Regions from separate parts of the Homo sapiens genome. Here region 2 is linked to region 1. Evidence: chromatin loops called from intact Hi-C (ENCODE). Cell type or tissue: pancreas. All regions are shown on one strand. Region 1 overlaps GNAQ (G protein subunit alpha q). Region 2 overlaps GNAQ (G protein subunit alpha q).

Region 1 (4,000 bases):
AAGGCATCAGAAATACACTGTTATTGTGTAAAATAAAGACTGCAGTTAACAACAATACAGAGAAGGTTTCATTTTATTTTATTTTATTTTTGTCTTATTCTGCATTGCCTATTTGAAGAGACTGGTTTTTCCAGCAGTCAGTGGTGGAGCACGACTGCTGGGTCATACGCCCAGGTTTTGCACGTTGGTTTGTGGGGTGCAGGCACTGACTGACTAGTGCTAAGACGTAATGTGCTTTTGATGGAGTTTCCTTTGCCTGGGTGTTTTTGGGGTTTTTGGAAATGTGGAATCTTAAGAGGAAGAAAACATAGTATTTATAGAGCTGGAAAATGTTCTGCTTATTCTCAATCCTTTATTGACATAGTGGTTACTCTGCTGTTTTGGTTGGCAGTGTGATTCTCTTAGTTTAAGCAAAAATTTCTTTTGTCAACAGGTAGATTACTAATAAGGATATTTTACTCACCAAGAAATTCCTAGGAACCCTTTTTCTGGACACATCAGACTTCACAAAATGTTTCTGTTTTTCTTTAGTTCCTGTTGCTTCTCTCTTCTTGCAGTATCCACTAGCAGCATGGTGGTTGTTCTGTAGATAGTGATGTTACCACTTCACCATTTGGTCCTCTCTCCTCTGCGTCAGTTAACTTCCCATCTAATATTTTGTTCTGTGAACTATTCCAGGAATGATTATCAAGCTCTCGTCCTCCACTTAAAGTAGCAAGGCATGCTAGCATTTTCTGTTTAGGACTGAAGAAATGCCTGCAATTCAGGAAGTGTGGCAACCTTATAAGTAGTGGGAAAGTTAGAGGATGTAAACTTGGGTGATTCGCATAACTTCAGTAGACCTCAGTTTCCTCATTTATAAACGAGGAGGCAGTCTAGAGCCTTTAGATGCGGCCTCTAAGGGTCCCTTGGATGAGGTGTAAAGTTCATGTTCTTAGGGAACTTCACCACTAGTACTTGGCTGCCTTTAATAGGTCTTAATGCTCCTATAAATTTAACTATATTATCCCTTTTGCCCATTTATGATTTATTAATAGCTTTAATGAATTGTGAATGACAGTTTAATTAGATCATCCATGTATAATTAGGGCAACCGGGTTTTTTTCCCTAAGAGGATATATTTTTCATCCGTGAGTATGTAGCTTACCTCTAACCTAGGTAATTAAGCATTTTAAGGCATTTTCCAAAATAAGAAGGCTTTTTCTGTTTTCCTAATAAACACTTTATTGAAAAGCCACATGCATAAAATAATGGAGGGCCGTTTTGACCTAGGTTTTGCATGTAATCATAACCCAGACAGACACAACCTGAGGCAGTACATTTAGTTTAGTGGTAACAAAGCAGTGTGGAATTTAAGAAATCTCTCTCTCTCTTTTTTTTTAAACTACTTATTTTCTTACTTTTTGAGTAAAGCAACTTTATAGCTACTTCATATCTGTTTCAAGTGCTACATTTTCAAAGCTGGCAAATAGATTTACCTCTTTTGTGAAGGTGCCACATTAAACACTTAAAAGAAGAAAATCAGCCTTATCTGATGGATGATCCCCAGTTAATAGCCCAAGAACCAATTTGTATTTGGCTTTGCGATGTGTTTTTCTACTTACATTTGAGTATGGGTGTGCCTGATATTCTCGGAATTTACAATACTTCAAACAAATAAGGAAGTTGCACTGTGAAGACAGACTCAGAAGGAACTGGAAAGCTGACAGACCTTTGTGCTTCCCCAGCCGCCTTGCTGAATTCTCTGCGGTGGGTTGAGACCCCTGGTGTTCTTGGATGGGACAGCCCACATGAGCAGAGTGGCTCTCCCTTGTTTCCTTTGCTCTCTTTGGATTTATATCCTTCCAGAACTAGCTGTTTCGTAAAGTATTTAGACTCTGAATACCTGAATTATTCAGATCTTCTTGTCACTCCAATCACAAACAGGTAATTATGGAATCACAGCTGCTTTAAAGAGGCAGTGTGTCATCTTGTGTTCACTGAATATTTTACTGTACTTTACACAGTTAATTTCACACTGGGCAAGCTAAGTTAGTGTCAAAGTGGCAGACCAGATTTCTCTTGCGTTACAATGAGTGGCAGAGGTTGGAGCAATGCCTCAGTGGAAGAAATGGTGGTTCACAGAGTTATGTGAGGGGTCCCATGAACTTCCACCTACTCCCAAACATATTTTCTACTGGGCCTGACCAGAGGGGCCTCAGAGGTTGCTGAATGGTAAGTTTGGTGGAGGAGGGAATAGGAATGGTTTGGTTTCTGGTCTAAAGAGGATATATGGGGTGAGGCGGCTTGATGGTGCAAGGATGATTGAGTGTTTTAAATGAATGGTTTAAGTGACAACCTGCATCTTGTATACACAGCTTCATAAAACAGCCTCTATTGGTTGTTTGATGGAGCCAGGTGATCTGGTATGGCGGAAGATTTGTGAGCCCCACTGGAATAATTCTAAAATGCTTTTATTATAGTTTTTGATTATGAAAGTAATTTATTTTCAAATGTACCAGATTTTTGAAATACTGAAAAGATTAAGAAAAAAAGTACTAGTATTGCCATTAGCCAGATATCCTATTGTTAATATTATGTATGTATTCTGAATGAATCAGTAGATTTTGAACAGGTATCATTCGTTCATACTGCCTGCCTGTTTTCTCTTCTAATATATGAGGAACATATTTTCTCACTATTGAATGTTCTTCTAAAGCAGTATTCTGGTAGTTGCCTAACACCACATGGGACAATTTTAAAATAAGAAGTCACTGGCTAGGCACTGTGTCTCACGCCTGTAATCCCAGCACCTTGGGAGGCTGAGGTGGGTGGATCACCTGAGGTAGGGAGTTGGAGACCAGCCTGGCCATCATGGCAAAACCACATCTCTACTAAAAATACAACAATTAGCCAGGCGTGGTGTTGTGTACCTGTAAATCCCAGCTACTCTTGGGAGGCTGAGGCAGGAGAATTGCTTGAACCCAGGAGGCAGAGGTTGCAGTGAGCCAAGATCACGCCACTGCACTCCAGCCTGGGCAACAGAGCAAGACGTCGTCTCAAAAAAAAAAAAAAAAAAAAAGTTAGTTACTTCCAGGATAAAGGTACTTTATTTTTTTTTCCAATTTGTGTAGTAGAGGAAATCAAGCTTTAATTAAGAGTGGTCTCACATGAATGTGCATACTAGAGATTTATATCATTATAGAAAGAGAAGACACTTTTGAGTTTATCCAGTCTGACTCTTGTAAATATGGGAGAATTGTGACCCATATTATTCCTGTGACTACTGAAAGTCAAACATTTTAATCGCAGAAAAGGGACTAACATTCCCAGTGTTCTTGCCCGTGTCATGTTACATTTGCAAATCTGTTACAACATATTTTTCCTTTTCTCAAGACACGTCGAACATGTGTCAGTATATACTGTAGTTAATATCTCTTAAGTTTCTTTTGTGGTTTGTAGCTTGGCTTTAAAATGATCTTGAGGCTCAAATTTGACTCAGGAACCAAAACCCCTGAGGGGAGCCCTTTCCTTGGTTCCCTGGGTTAGAATAATCTTCAAATCTATGTTGACCTGAGAGCTTTTGAGGTCAGAAATGGGTTCTGCAATGCCCAACATCTGCCTTGTGAGGTTATTAGTCTTATGTGCTAACTGGGACTAGTGGAACTTCTAAAAATAGTACTCTTTTTTCATGGATTTTGTTTCTATCCATTAAGAAGTCATCATTCCCAGCCCATTTAATGATAAATGAAAACCAGAAAGGTAAATTCACTCATTTACAGTCAAATAACCAGTTGGTTAATTATTGGATCCAAGTGCAGCAGATTTGCAAGGATTGCAAAGATTGCTTAAAATTTAATTTGTAAATGCTTGTTAGAAATTTGTAAAATACAGACAAAAAGATAATATAACCTGTATTTTTACAAGCCAGACACAGCTATTGATCATATTCTGGTAGATTTCAAGTGTCTTTATTTTTAAAAGTTTTCTACATGTGGATATTTGAAGGGGTGCAGTTGAG
Region 2 (4,000 bases), 60 kb before region 1:
CTCAAACTCGACTTTGTTACATTTAGACAGTTCTAAACACACATATGAAAACAACTCAATTTCCATCATAACTTTGCAGTAAATTTCCAAAAGGCGTATTTCAGGAGACCTTAAGATAAGCATTGTTTCTGAAAGCATGATCAAATGAAGGAAATGAAAGAACAAACACTATCCTAGTTTGAATGATGCTTGGAAAGGTTTTAGTCCTGGGATTGCAGATAATTTATTTTTTTTGGTAGTACCAATTAGGGATATGCTGAGAACAGTGGGGAAAGCAACAGTAGGTTTACTTCTTATTGCCTGATAGAGTATTTTTCTCTAAGATTTTTTGGTATGTGTGTACAAGACAGTGTTTTTGGTTGATCCTATGTCTCAGTTGAAGACAGTCCTACTGAATTGAGATCTTATGGGGCAGGGGGCAGTATACTTCTTTTTTATTGACATAATTGCAGCCAGATAGAAATAGGTAATTATATTTCTTATCACACACATAATGGATTTGTTTTATGTTGTGTTATTCTCTGAAATTAACTGACAGATTAGAACAAATTGCATGTATATTTCACATACCCAACCTGCACTAAGTCCCTCAAATTCCTATTTATGACAGTTTACCTCTGGGAATTAGCTAGGGCATTTAAATCAATAGCATTATTAGAACTCACGTTCCAGGAATCCATTTGTGACCCCGTACAGGAAAGAGTTAACATAGTAAGCCTGCGTGCAATAACTTAAGACATTTCATGTTTATTGTCACAACTGGTTGTTGGCAGCATTAAATGTGACCCCACTTGGAGAGGACCCATGGAAGCTTGTGTCTAGTTTCTTCCAGACTTCATCCCATACCCTTTTCCGTTGGCCGATTTTGCATTTTGCTTTCTTGTAATACATTGTAGCCATGATACAACTATATGCTGAGACGGGCGAGTCTTCCAGGTGAATCATTGAGCCTGGGGAGTAGTCGTGGGGATGCCTAACACATACCCATCATCAACTGCTGAAGGCCTCTACTTGGTTAAGGTGGAGTGCTCTGGGCTAGAGTATTGGCACTGCAACCTTGACCCATGCACTACTGCACCAAGTTTGTTGGGAGGATCACATGGGATGGTGTTGGTAAAAGTTCCTTGAAAACAGATCACTATCCAGATGCACACTGATGTGATTATTATTTTGCTTCTTCCGTGATATGTTTTGGTAACTACTGTGAGTAAGACATTATTATGCACACATAGAACGCTCAGTTATTTACCCTTTGGTTAGTATTGGGCCTCCTTCTTCACATGAGGCAAGGCAAACTCCCGCTTCCCCAGACAATGGGGAGCACTCTAGACACTAATTCCCCACCCTTCCTACATTTTTCACATTGCTCTCTGGTTACTTTTCTTAACCCATGTTAATTACAGTTGGGTGGGTACAGTGGCTCATGCCTATAATCCCAGCACTTTGGGAGGCCAAGGCGGGCAGATTGCTTGAGCCCAGGAGTTCAAGACCAGCCTGGGCAACATGAAGAACACCATCTCTACAAATAATACAAAAATTAGCTGGGTGTGGTGGTGCCCACCTGTGGTCCCAGCTACATGGGGTGTGGGAGGATCGCTTGAGCCCGTGAGGTGAGGGCTGCAGTGAGTCATGATTGCCCCACTGCACTCCAGCCTGGGTGATAGAGCAAGAGCCTGTCTCAGAAAAAGAGAAAAATTGTAGTTTTGTCATCTCTCCAAACCATTAATTACATTGCATTCATTGTGAAATAAAGGCCAGATATGTTTATCTGTCAGTCAAGTTTATCTGATCCCACCCCCTCTTCTAGCCTTATTCCTTACTGCTTGCCTTGAGGTATTTGACAGTTTAGCCAAATGAGGACACTAACCCTTTTCCTTCCCCTCCTCAGATATTTGTTGCTTTCCTCTCTTCTCTCCCACCCCTAGGATGCTTTTTCCTCCATCGCTCTCTGTGCAAATCCTACCGTGTTTCAAAACCCATGTTAAATGGTGCCTCTTTCTCATTGCCTTTTCTGATCCCTCTAGTGGTCAAAGTTTCTGTTGACTCCTATGACGTTTTATGTTTGTTTATGTCTGAGTTTTTTTGATATGTGCAGGAGGTATTGGTATGCAAGTGGAGAAGTGAGATAGCTAAGGGAAGGCAGCCAATAAAGGTGCATTATTAAACCACTAATGGCAATGGGCAGTTGGAGGTCAAGCTTGGGGAGAAGCTCTGGGAGATGATGTCACGCAGGACTTCTCAAACTTTCATGTTCATGAGAATCTCCTGGGGACCTTGTTAAAATGCAGGTTCAGACTCAGGTCTGGGGTGAGACCTGAGAGTCTGAATTTCTCATGAGCACCTGGTGATAATGATGCTGTTGGCATGGGTCCAGAGACCCCACTTCGGAGAATGGTGATGCTGTAAATTTGTCCCACCTGAAGAGTAAGGTAGCTGGAGCATTTAACTTAATTAATTTTTTTTTTTTTTTTTTGAGACAGAGTCTTACTCTGTCGTCCAGGCTGCAGTTCAGTGGCTCAGTCATAGCCAACTGGAGTATTTATATACCAACTTTGGATGGTCATTAGTTGGGGGCTGTCAATTCCTGCCACCTTTGGCTTCTCGGGTGGCCATCCCTACCTTGGAGAAAAGTCCTCAGGCAGCGAGGTGCAGATACCTGTAGTTGGAGGTCAGCTTTGGGTGGCTAGGGCAAATTCAGCCCCATCTTGTAATTGTGATGATTTATACACATTTGTTCCTCCATAGCAACCTGTCAGATCCCTGAAGGCAGGATATGTAATTTGTCTTGTGTTCTAATAGCATTTAGTGCATATTATGCTTTTTTGTTTGCTCAATGAGTGAGTTGATTGTTGGTACTTTCTACTTTGGCAAAGTGTTACAAGTGCAGTTTATGGTGCAGTTCGGACTCCAGCTTTTTTTTTTCTTTTTTTTTTTTTTAGACAGTCTTGCTCTAAAGCCCAGAATGGAGTGCAATGACGCTATCTAGGCTGACTGCAACCTCTGCCTCCCCGGTTCAAGTGATTCTCGTGCCTCAGCCTCCCCAGTAGCTGGGATTACAGGCGTGCATTACCACACCCAGTTTATTTTTTGTATTTTTAGTAAACAAGGGGTTTCGCCATGTTGCCCAGGCTGGTCTTGAACTCCAGGTCTCAAATGATCTGCCCGCCTCGGCCTCCCAAAATGCTGGGATTACAGGTGTGAGCCACTGTGTCCGGCCGCAGCTTGTCATTTTTAGTCTCAGTGTCTAAGATAAAGATTCTGTAACACAAAAGCCTTCTTCCTGGTTCGTCATCTCTGAAGGTATCAGTGGCCTTGTCCTCACTGGTCAGTGCTAACAGGTACAAGAGAGAAGAATACTATGGAAGACAGCAAAAATTACCCCATCAAGGACTTCTGGGTTCTGTTTATTTTTAAGATGAAGATAGAGAATACGGCTCAAGAGAAAGAATTCTGGTGAGAAACTTTGGAGATAGCTAGTGCTCTCTCATCTAATTTTCCCTCTTGAAGGCACTTTTCATTCCTTGAGGGATTTCTGTTCTTTCTTTTTTCTTTTTGGACATTCTCCTTTATATTTGGATGGATTTCCTGTAATACAGACACAAATTTGGTTTTGAATTATAAGGCTAAAACAAATCTTTTAACTTGGTTGCTAAATTTCCTCTACATTATCAAAGCTCTTTTTATTTTGAATACCGTTTTCCAAATTTCATTTTTTCTTTGACTCATAAAATCTAGTGTTTTGAAAACTTCTTATATGGAGCTTTCTTTTGATTTTTAATATGAAATAACTACTATGTATTTGTTTGAGACCTCCTGTGTATCTCGTTCTGTACTAGATGCTATGGTAGACTGAAAGGAAATGTGACATTTTCTACCGGCCCTCAAAGAATTAGTCATTTAGGTGGGGAGAAAAGGTAGTTGATATGATGATAGAAAACCAATTGTAAGTATTAAGGGATATTCAATGACAGTTGGATGTCTTTGATTTTTTTCCATTCAG

The links. A loop is a pair of places that touch in the nucleus more often than their neighbours do. Peaks named below come from ENCODE experiments on the same cell type or tissue, not always from the same donor. Only the 100,000 strongest peaks of a DNase experiment are listed, where the experiment ranks them.
Region 2: a loop joins it to region 1, with 4 times the contacts of the local background. A loop is called at or near these places in 1 of 110 quality-filtered maps.

The regions. Positions count from the first base shown.
Region 1 is chr9:77,942,722-77,946,721 of GRCh38, reverse strand. All of the region lies in intron 1 of GNAQ (G protein subunit alpha q), which reads left to right. Among named protein-coding and RNA genes, the nearest start is that of GNAQ, 87 kb to the left of the region's middle. In pancreas, no CTCF peak of the experiment used is centred here; no DNase peak of the experiment used is centred here; H3K27ac peaks cover 1,020 bases.
Region 2 is chr9:78,002,750-78,006,749 of GRCh38, reverse strand. All of the region lies in intron 1 of GNAQ (G protein subunit alpha q), which reads left to right. Among named protein-coding and RNA genes, the nearest start is that of GNAQ, 27 kb to the left of the region's middle. In pancreas, CTCF peaks have their summits at 1,829 and 2,035 (motif pointing left); no DNase peak of the experiment used is centred here; H3K27ac peaks cover 749 bases.